Linked DNA regions of Mus musculus: region 1 is linked to region 2. Evidence: chromatin loops called from intact Hi-C (ENCODE). Cell type or tissue: left cerebral cortex. All regions are shown on one strand. Each heading gives the region's core, and the rest is flanking DNA. Links, peaks and the distances in the headings are about the cores only.

What was found. A loop is a pair of places that touch in the nucleus more often than their neighbours do. Peaks named below come from ENCODE experiments on the same cell type or tissue, not always from the same donor. Only the 100,000 strongest peaks of a DNase experiment are listed, where the experiment ranks them.
Region 1: a loop joins it to region 2, with 2.7 times the contacts of the local background. A loop is called at or near these places in 1 of 42 quality-filtered maps.

The regions. Positions count from the first base shown.
Region 1 is chr14:69,893,909-69,899,284 of GRCm38, reverse strand. All of the region lies in intron 3 of Pebp4 (phosphatidylethanolamine binding protein 4), which reads right to left. Among named protein-coding and RNA genes, the nearest start is that of Pebp4, 56 kb to the right of the region's middle. In left cerebral cortex, for the core only: no CTCF peak of the experiment used is centred there; DNase peaks (open chromatin) are centred at 2,006 and 2,218.
Region 2 is chr14:69,832,829-69,838,204 of GRCm38, reverse strand. No RefSeq gene overlaps it. Among named protein-coding and RNA genes, the nearest start is that of Pebp4, 4.9 kb to the left of the region's middle. In left cerebral cortex, for the core only: CTCF peaks have their summits at 2,702 (motif pointing left), 3,548 (motif pointing left) and 4,405 (motif pointing right); DNase peaks (open chromatin) are centred at 2,716 and 4,014; H3K27ac peaks cover 322 bases.

The DNA.
Region 1 (5,376 bases), core at 185-5,184, 61 kb before region 2:
CAGCAGAGACACCCGGCCTCAATGACTGAATAGCTCCTGGGTTCTTAGACCTTCCATTCATTAGCAGTCATTTTTGGATTCGCTGGGCAACAGTGTGTAAGTCATTCTAATAAATCCCCTTTAGATAGATAGATAGATAGATAGATAGATAGATAGATAGATAGATAGATATTTGTTCTATACATTCTCTTACTCTAGAGAACCCTGGATAATACAGATTCCATTAGCTTCTTTGAGTCAAACCAAAATTAGATTCTGTGAGAAAAAGAAGAAAATAAGCAAATTTATCTGGAAGTTATGGAACGGAAGATGGGGTGGGGGTTGACAGAACCTTTCCCTTTGACTCTGTGTGACCTTGAGCTTGTTAGGTGACATGCCTGGACCTTACCTGGTTGTGTTTAAAATGAGAATAATCATAGTGTCTCTTTAAGACCAGATAAGGATCTCAAAATAAATTCACACAGCCTGATTTCTGGAATAGGGATGCTCTCTACACCTGCTTAATATTGGAATTATGGTCTGGACCTCGGGGATCTATTCTGCCCCTATAAACTCATCAAGTAGATGTCATGTCCACTACCGCTTCCAAGCCAGCTTTCCTCATGAGGTAGAAACAGTCCCTAAATAGCCAGGCAGTGAGGAGACTCCCTGTACTCAGCCCTTTGGCCACAGGGCAGGAGGTTCCCTGACCATTCACCCTGAACTGACTATCCTTTCTTTCCTGTCCTTGGCCATCTGGATGAAGTCAGCTGGCTTGGAACAGGTTGCTGGTGCATAACTGGTGCGTAGTTCTTCTGTTATATCATTATGGATCAAACCCTCTACTTAGCTCGATGTGGAGAGACCCGTGCTTAGGGACACTCTGAGAAGGGGCTGTGCTGGAGTCGCTGCAGAAAGATCCCATCTCTCCGTCATGCTTGTACACTTTTTTTTTTCCATCAGGGTCAGATCCTCTGTGCCCTCTAACTGGGTAAATAGGTCCCTGAGACTTGAATGCTTACATGGGGACAGCTTAGATGTCCTAAGACAGAGAATATAGCCAATTACTATGTCATTCCTGGGTACCACAGATGAGAACCGGAGGTACATAGTATAGTCCTAGAGCCAATATATTAGAAAATACACCGGGAAGGATGGAGAGAGGAGAAGGTGCGATGTCCGGGAAGCCTGACATCGGTGGTTTAGCCTTGTGTCTGTGTATCGTGTACGGGCACAGCACAGCCAGGAGGCTCACAGGTCAGCCCAGTGCAAGCCTAGTACACCTGTGGGTGACTCACCTCCCTGGCCTGACACACAGAACCTGCCAGGACAACTGCACTCATGGGTAACAAGGGCTTTCTGTGTAAAGCATCCACAGCATCTGCTTGATGTATCGCTGCAGAGCTGGCTGATTGCATAAACATTGCCTGCGGGACACCTGCAGTGTTTGACAATAGGAGTCAGAGTGGCTCCCGGAGGATGCTGGGAAAGGCACCTGGAGATCCAACAGCATCGAGATCAGTTGTCTGCCCCACTGGAGACTAGATGACTTCAACACCCGTGTATCACATCAGTCAACACACAGGATTATTACCTTCTCAGCTGAAACAGCTAGGCCCAGCCTGGCAGGCGGGAAAGCTGGCAGATCCAGCCATCCCTATATCCTCCAAACTAACGTGGCTGACACAGACAGCTTGAGACCCTTGCTGCTTCAGGCTGGATGTCTGCAGGTGAGGTAGCTCCTGAGAGGGTGCAAGCGGAGGAGTTGAGGGTGGCATCTGAAGAGGGCCAGTTCCCTCGGATTCCAGATAACTGGCTCGTGGGTGCCTCTACCTGACGTTCCAGAGATCAGATCAGCATGCACTTATAGGGAGACACTAGACGCTCAGAACTCCCCGAAGGAGCTGTGCTGAGGCTGCAGAAGGCTCCCGTGTCTGGGTCACACTCTCATGCTTTTTTACACTTTTTTGCATCAGTTTACCTGACGCGCCAAGTCAGTGAGATTGCTGCAACGAAGGCTGTGAGTCAGCCTAGAAGCTCACACATCCGACATCGTTGCTGCAAAGTACAGAGAGAGAAGAGGGCTTCCCTGGAAGGCCTGGGTCCTGGTCTCCAAGCATCTCCTCTTCCAAGCTCCTCACCAGGGTTCTTCACTCCTGGCCAAGCTGGAGTAGAACCCAGGACCCGCTGACTGGAGTGTACATTCCCTGAACTCTCCAAAGAACCAAAGATACAGACAGAATGTATAGGACGGAGCTCAGAAGCAATGGGGGGATGGGATGGGACAAAGATGACTCATGACTGGCCCTGCCTTTCACGGCATCCTTGCTCATTCACTGCAATGATTACAACGAAGATGCTGTGGACAGACAGACTCCAGAGGCTGGAGGGAAACAGTATGACAGCCAGCCTGATCTCTGAGGACAGAATAATGGAGAGTGGCAAGCACTGGGAACCTGCTTAGGTGCTTCCATCTCATTTTTGGGAAGAGAGAAAGAGAAAGAAAGAGAGAGAGAGAGAAAGAGAGAGAGAGAGAGAGAGAGAGAGAGAGAGAGAGAGAGGGAGGGAGGGAGGGAGGAAGGGAGGAAAGAGAAGGAAGTAAAAAAGGAGAGGAAGGAAGGAAAGAAGGAGGGAGGGAGGAGAGAGGGAGAGAAGGGGGAAGGAAGGGAGGGAAGAGGGAGAGGAGAGAGGGAGGGAGGGAAAGAAGGAGGGAGGGACAGAGGGAGGGAGACCGGTTTCGTACATAGACAATACTGACTTCAAGTCAAGCTTTGGCATAATCTTCCTGTCTCAGAATCTACTCATAGATAATGGAACCATAAGACAGGCAGGTGGGAAAATATCTCCAAATGATGAATAAAAAGCCAGACACCCAAATACAAGGAGCTTACCTAAGCTGGCAAAGTGGAAGCATGTACCCTCTGGAAGGATCGTCAGTGTATTTATTGTGATGTTGAAAGAAGGTACCCAGCATAGGACCTAACTAACCCTGTCAGATCCTCACTGGCTCAAGGTCTCTTGTAGCCTCTAGCCAGTGGCTGAAGATGGTCATAAACTACCTGTCCCTCCTGTCTCTACTTCCTGAGTGCTGAGATTAGAGGCGTGCACCACAATAACCGAATTTTTTGGTTTTGCTTTGTCTGTCTTTCCTGTGGTGCTGCGGGTTGAACCCAGGGCTCCACGCACTTGAGGCAATGGACTGAGCCACAAAACATGTTTGCTCCTGATTCACTCTGCCTCCTGATCCCGGGAACAGCTGGACTGATACAAAGACATCTTTGTGACAAGGTATCAAATGTACTCCTCATGGAACAGATCTCCCCGCATGCCCAAAGGATGGACCAGACACTGCTCCCTAAAGCAGAAAAAACAAACCATTACAGCTCACCACAAAGCCTTGGCAAAACCAGAGCTGAGGTAGCAGGCAGACCTACTGTGCACACCCCAGTCTGCTCCTTTGTTCCACTTTCCTAGAAGATCCCAGAACCCGTGTTCCTGGAAACCCTTTATCTGTTCTTTCCAATGCGAGCGCCTTAATCAAAGCTCCTTTGTCTACTGCTCACTGAGACTCATCTCCCTGGTACACTGGGGCACATGGCTGAGCCTAGTCCACTGGGACTCTCGGAGCCAGGAATTTTGCCCTAAAACTCTGATCACAATGTATTTGATCTGGGAGGCCCAAGTCACCAGCCTGGGAGCACCTAAACCACTTTTGTATTTCTGTGCCCTAGCCCTGACACAAAAGAGACAGGTGATAAGTGGGTTGTACCCAAGTGATTCCTCAAATACCAAAGACAAGGTTTCCCCTTCAGAGAAGAACCCCAGAAGCAGTGAAATGTTTTCTTCTGGGCTGGCATGGCCAACTAAGTCTGGTATGGTGCCTGCAGTGGGCTTACCCAAGACTGGGCCTGTCAATCATGAGTTGGGGAGGAGCTTAGTGGGCCCTATCCCTCCAAGCTGAACTTCTGGTAATGGATGGTTTCTGGGCAGAAGGTCGTCACTGTCATTCTCTGTGTAACCCACTAAGGATCCAACCAGGTTCCAGAGGATTCCTAGTTCCAAACCCGTGGTCACACAGATAATCCTGGTTTAACTCAATGGATCTCAAACAACAACAATGACTAAAATAACAAAGTCACGAGTGTGAGGAGGGACTTGTAAGAGGGCAATAGAGGTAGGAGGGAGGCTAGTGGGACAAGTTATTAGTATTTTAATAACCAGAATAGACATTGAACATTATGAAATGATCAAAGGGTAAACGTATACTTTTTTTAATTTTTAAAGAAAATAAAAAGACTTAAACAAAAACAGAAGCAGGAAACAACTGTGGGACAATCAGTTTCCAATTCCTCAGGTTACAGAAGGCTAAAAAGGTGAAGCCATCTACCAAACTCACACATGGCCACTTAAAACAGAGACAGGACTGGCTCCCAGGCATCCTTCACCACATCGTCCCACACTATTGGGAGAGGACAGACAGAGAGGCACGTACACTGGAGAACGGAGCTGGGTGATTCAGCCCGCATCTGCAGCAGCAATGCAATTATCTCTGAGACCCAAGCACTGGTGGCTGATGGGAGCTGTAATCATCAAAATCCCCTTAGCCTCCCTCCCAGAAAGAAGGAAACAAACGCCTTTCAACGTTCCGCACAAAATACAATGTGTCAAACTCTACTTCTTGGTGGCGGGGCAACTGTTCTACAGTTTTGGTTTTTTTTTTTTGTTTGTTTGTTTGTTTTGTTTTCTGAGACAAGGTCTCACTAATGGGGGTGGGGGTGGGGCTGTCCTGGAACTCACTATGTAAACCAGGCTGGCTTCAAACTCACAGAGATCCGACTGCCTCTGCTTCCTGAGGGCCGAGATTAAAGGTGTGCACCGCCATGCTCTGCTGCTTTTTAGAAATGTTGAGTGTTGCTTCTAATAGGAATAGGTCCACCCGACCAGGAATGGTGACATACCTGGAACCCCAGCACTCGGGGATGGAGGGAAGGAGGATCAGTTCGAAGCCATAGGCGACATAAAGTATTCAAGGTCACAGCCTGGGCTACAAGAAATCTTGTCTCAAACAATCAAATAAACAACGAAACCAGAACTGACATTAAATGGGCCAGAATAGAGCAGATAATGGGGTATCAATGGGCTAACAATGATGAACGTCTGGGTCATGGGCTTTCAAGAAGTTTCAGCTAAGCAGAGAAGCCCAAATTGGTCTCTGTCTACTAGGGGACTCTGGTATGGTTGTAGTCACTTGATTTACTGTCCAGGTGCATGACTCTCACAGGGCTCCTGTGTCTAGGGGCACACAAAGTCACTTGGAGATGGAATAGAGACAGGCTGTGGGTGGCCATCCTACAATTTTAAATAGGTCCCCACCACTGCTATGGCATCTGGATTCTG
Region 2 (5,376 bases), core at 285-5,284:
CTCTATCTTCTCCCAAAAGGCCTGTGAACACAAATGTCCCTTCCTTGCAACAAGCTGTCGCTTTGATTCACAGCTCCCCCAGACTGCAATGGTCACAGGTCATGTGGGGTCCTGTTTCTTGGATGCTCCCCTGTGTCTCACCCTACTTATTCACTCACTCAATCAGCAGACAGTTTCTGGGTCCTCTCCAGGCTGGATGCTGCCAGCCTCTGGTGTTTGGCTATCTTGCTGTTACATCAGTCTGGAATTAGAAAGGAGGACAAAATGGTCTCAGCCAGGTCTGGAATAGCAGCTTAGCTATTTTCTTCTGAGGAAATTGAGTGAAGAACTCATCAAATGCTAAACATCTTCGAGCCCACCCAATGTGCAAAGTAGCTTTGCATATTATTACTGGTCTGCTCAAAACAGCAGGCAGTTTAATGGGAAAGACAAGCGTTTACTTAACCTACTATAGAATATCAAATACTGTGATGAGAAGGAACAAAAACTAAATAACAGAGAACAAGTTCTGAGTTAAAGTGCTGTCACAGGTCAGGGCTAGGCTTAGGGCCATGGTCTCATGGGACTAGAGTTGTTCATTGCATAGTGCATCAGTGAGTCTTAGGTGCTGTGTTCTGTAAGCTCGCCCTCTGTTCTTTGATAAGGACTAGAACTCCTTAGTGCATGACATAGCCCCAGGCCCCCACATCTGATCATGTGATTGCTGTGCATAGCAAGGTAGAAGACGGAACACAGTCAAGTCATTAAAGCCTAAATGGTCACCTACAGCAAGTGTAACCTGGTGAGTGGTAGAGGCTCTGACCCATGTGTCAGGCTATCCACAAATACCAGCCAAAAAGCAAAGATCAGGCCAAGGGTGAGGCTGGGGCCTCGATCTTCACTTTGAGATCTCAGAAGGAAGCTGGGCACGCCTTCTCGCACTCCTTCTCCGGCGTGTCTACTCGGAGAGTGGGCTTGTCAGAAGATGCCTGCTAGGAACGAGTCAGATTTTTGTGCAGTTTATTCTGTCTTCCTTTAGAAGCAACCTTACCTATGTGATAATTTCTCAAACAGTCCCAAGGCATGCAGGGAAAGAGTTAGAGGAGACTTGCCATCCTTGGAAGCTCCAGAGGGGAGAGGGTGGAGTGACCTGGAGGCAGATTTCTAGTCTAAGAGTAGCAATCATTGATGGGTTGGGAAGTCCTCCGCTGGGCTCTGTGTGGACTCACAGGGCACCCTTTAGGAAACTATCCAGACAGTCCTAGCATGCCCAAGCAGGGACACTGCAGAAAGGAGTCCACTCTGGAGGAAAGGATGGATGGAGGTCCTGGATGTTTAGCCTGTGCTCTGCAGAGGAGCTTCAGCAATCTTCGTGGCTATGGCGCGTAGGGAGGGAAAGTCCAGCGGTTGGAACACGGTTCTGTTTTCTGCATTGGGGTTCTGTCTTAGGTGGTTTGCGTGTCACTGTGATCGATAACCTGGCAGAAATAAATGATGGGAAATAAGCATTATTTTGGTTCAGGGTTTCAGGAGGTAGGAGTCCATCACAGTGAGGAAAACCTAGCAGAGTTACTCAAGTCGGTTGGATCAAAGGCTTAGAGAGAGCTACAACCAGGGCTTACCCCTAGTGACCCACTTCTGCCAGCTAGCCCTTATCTTCTAAAGACTCCACAGCGTCTTAAAATAGCCCAGTAAGTTGAGGAATACACATTCAAAACCTGAGTCTATAAAGGACATTTCAGATCTGAATCGCAACAGCTTCACTAATAATGAGGGAACTGGTAAGGTCTTGTGACCTGTTCAAAGGGTGGACCAGGGAATGAACAAACTGATAGAAGATCAATATTGAAATCAGTGTGCTAAAGGTAACATCCGTGGCTTCTTCCACGGTGGATGCCATGGCTGGTTTTATGTCAACCTGACCCAAGCTAAAGTCATCGGAAAGAAAGTCTTCCATAAGATTCAACTGTAAGGCATTTTCTTAATTAGTGACTGATGGGGGAGGGCCCAGCTCATTGTGGGTGGTGCCATCCCTGAGCTGGTGGTCCTGGGTTTATAAGAAAGTAGGCTGAGTAAGCCAGGAGGCAGCACCCCTCCACGGCCTCTGCATCAGCTCCTGCTTCCAAGTTCCCGCCCTGCTTGAATCCCTGTCCTGAGTTCCTTTGATAACGAACAGTGACATCAGTGACAGCACTCTGGCTTCTGGCATCTCACTGTTTCCCCTTCAGGCTTCCCACCATTCTGCCCTGATGTCCACTCCTCAGGGCCCAGCTTCTCTTAGAAATGCTCCCTTCAGCAACTGGCCATGCAAGCTTCCTAAAGGCTTGCTTCTGGCTCTTTCATCCAGTCACCTCTTTCCGCTATAGCTATGCCTCAGTTATGCCTTTTCCTATTTACAAACCTTTACAGGCCCTCCCCTTCTTCGTTAAACGTCCCCCCTACTCTCCTTTCCATTTTGCAGGGAATAATAGGAGTTATTGACAAGAGCTTCTAGAATTGCCCCACCTTCCTTCCAACATAAAAAAGCCATCCTTCCAGGACTCAAAAGGCTTCCTCTCCTCCTGCCTTCAGGCCTCTGCCTCCTGCCAATCATGTATCCCTTTCCCTCCTCTGCATTTTTGATCCTCTCTCCATTCATTTTACCTTAGGAGCACTTTCTAAGAATGCCTTCAAAAGTCGTCCATGGTGGATGTTGAGATCCACTAACAGGCGCCCCCTTCTGGACAGAAATATATATTACCTGATCCCACTTAGTTGCTGACAGCATAGAGCTCAGTCCCCTATGGGAACTACCAAGGATAGCTAGTGCCGGGGCGGTGATGGCACACGCCTTTAATCCCAGCACTCGGAGGCAGAGGCAGGCAGATTTCTGAGTTCTAGGCCAGCCTGGTCTACAGAGTGAGTTCCAGGACAGCCAGGGCTATACAGAGAAACCCTGTCTCGAAAAACCAAAAATAAATAAATAATAAAAAAAATAATAATGATAAAACAAAAACAAGGATAGCTAGCTAGCTGCCTGAGCCACACTAACATCCATTTTCAGGGCACGCCTCATCCAATGACTGATAAGGAAGCCTCGGGTTTATTTATTAAATAAGATTAGTAAGCCACACAGACGCAGATATGATTGTCCCAACAGGAGAGTTTGAGTTCACACGTCCCAACTTACGTTAGTGAAAGTGCCTTTGAAGCTGAGCATTGGCTTCCCATACGTGGATCCCTGGGATCAAATCCCAGCACACTCAAAAAGAAAACCAAGAACCTTTATTGTGACTTCTACTGAAAACACTAATAAGGCAAAACAATGTCCTTTGGCTCCACTTGACCAGTTTTGATGGCTTTAGGGTGTTCCTCTCTCTGGGTGTCAGAACCTGCCCTAAGGCATGATTAGGTAACAGTGGGTAAGCACAAATGAAATGAATGGAAAGCCTAGGGCTTGAGTTGTTGTAAATGTAAAAGCTGTTCTCCTGGGTTGGAGAGATTTGGCTGCTCTGCCAGAGGTCCTGAGTTCAATTCCCAGCAACTGCATGATGGCTCAGAGCCATCTATAACTCGATCTGATGCCCTCTTCTGGCATTCGAGTGTACATGCATTTATACACTAAAATAAATAAATAAGTAAGTAAATAAATAAATAAATACATTGTTTTTAAAACTGTGTTGTGGGGTGGAGGGAGTGTCATTTTTCAGCTCTAAGACTCACCAGCCGTCTCTCAAGGGTCAGCAACCTCACTCCATATCAAAGCATCAGAGACAAACAAGAACTAGAAAGATGTGATACAAGTAGGTAGAGCAAGGCTCTCCTCCCTTCTCATAGTTCTGATGGAAGGATGACTGAAGGACCACCGCAGATCTTCAGCTCCAGCTAGCTTTGCAAAGCACTTTTTAATCTCTGCATCACAGGCCCACTCTCCCAGCGGCTCCATCCACGCTGCTTCCCCCACTCAACAATCTCCCTAAGAACTTCCCTGCCTGCAAACACTCTTATTGGTATCTGTTTCCCGGGGAACCAATATAGACACTCTCTACACCCCCACAACCCCACTAACCACCGATCCCCACCTCTCCTTTTTTTTCCCCCACAGCCAAACATCTTGGAGGAAGAACCCCTTACTATCCCTGGTTTCCCCGTGTTCCAGTTGCCTTCCACACCTCCATGGGTCAAGGCTAGCACACTACCTTGCATGTGGACACCTCAATGCAGAAGACACACTGCCCACATGCTGGACTCTGTGTGGGCTGACACTTGGCCACTGGGTACTTCGAGTCTCTGGCTGTTACTACACCTTCCACCTCCTAGTGGGTCCTTCTCCTCTCTTGTGTAGACAGGTTGGCCCAGTTGCTTGAGCAAGCCCTTACAGCCATGACTTACGTATCTTTTTTATTTATTTATTTTATGTATATGAGTACACTGTAGCTGTCTTCAGACACACCAGAAGAGGGCACCAGATCCCATTGCAGATGGTTGTGAGCCACCATGTGGTTGCTGAGAATTGAACTCAGAACCTCTGGAAGAGCAGTCAGTGCTCTTGACTGCTGAGCCATCTCTCTAGCGCCATGACTTACACATCTGTGTTGGAACTCTTGCCCTGCTCAGCTAACTGTGGCTTGGACAGCCCCACTTGAATACTTCTCAGGTATCTCAGGCTTGAACTCGAGTGAGACAGGATGGTCTCCTGTAAGTTTTCTCTTCCATTCTCCTTGGTCTTAGTGTCCATCCACCCAGCACCCTAATCTCAGATTTGGAGTATCAGCTACAATGGCTCAGTTTCTTCCCCTGTTCCAGTCCTTTTGAGACTCTTATCTGAACATTACGGCTGACTTACCCACTGGGCACAGTGAGGAGGGGTCATGGTTCATATAGGGATCTGCACAACTGTTTTTATTTAAAAAAAAAAAAAGCTAGAGAAAGCACCCAAGGAGCTGAAGGGGTCTGCAACCCTATAAGTGGAACAACAATATGAACTAACCAGTACCCCCAGAGCTCGTGTATCTAGCTGCATATGTAGCAGAAGATGGCCTAGTCGGCCATCATTGGGAAGAGAGGCCCCTTAGTCATGTAAACTTTATATGCTCCAGTACAGGGGAATGCCAGGGCCAAGAAGTGGGAGTGGGTGGGTAGGGGAGCAGGGTGGGGGGAGGGTATAGGGAACTTTCAGGATAGCATTTGAAATGTAAATGAAGAAAATATCTAATAAAAAATTGAAAAAAATAAATAAATAAACAAGAAAAAAGTAACATGGTTTATCCTGGAGTATATTTATCTCTGTGCCAAATGTAAGCATCAAATGTAAGGTTTGTGTGTGTGTGTGTGTGTGTGTGTGTGTGTGTGTGTATGCACACACACATGTATGTAAGTACATACAGAGGTCAAAGGACAACCTTGGTGTCCTTCCTC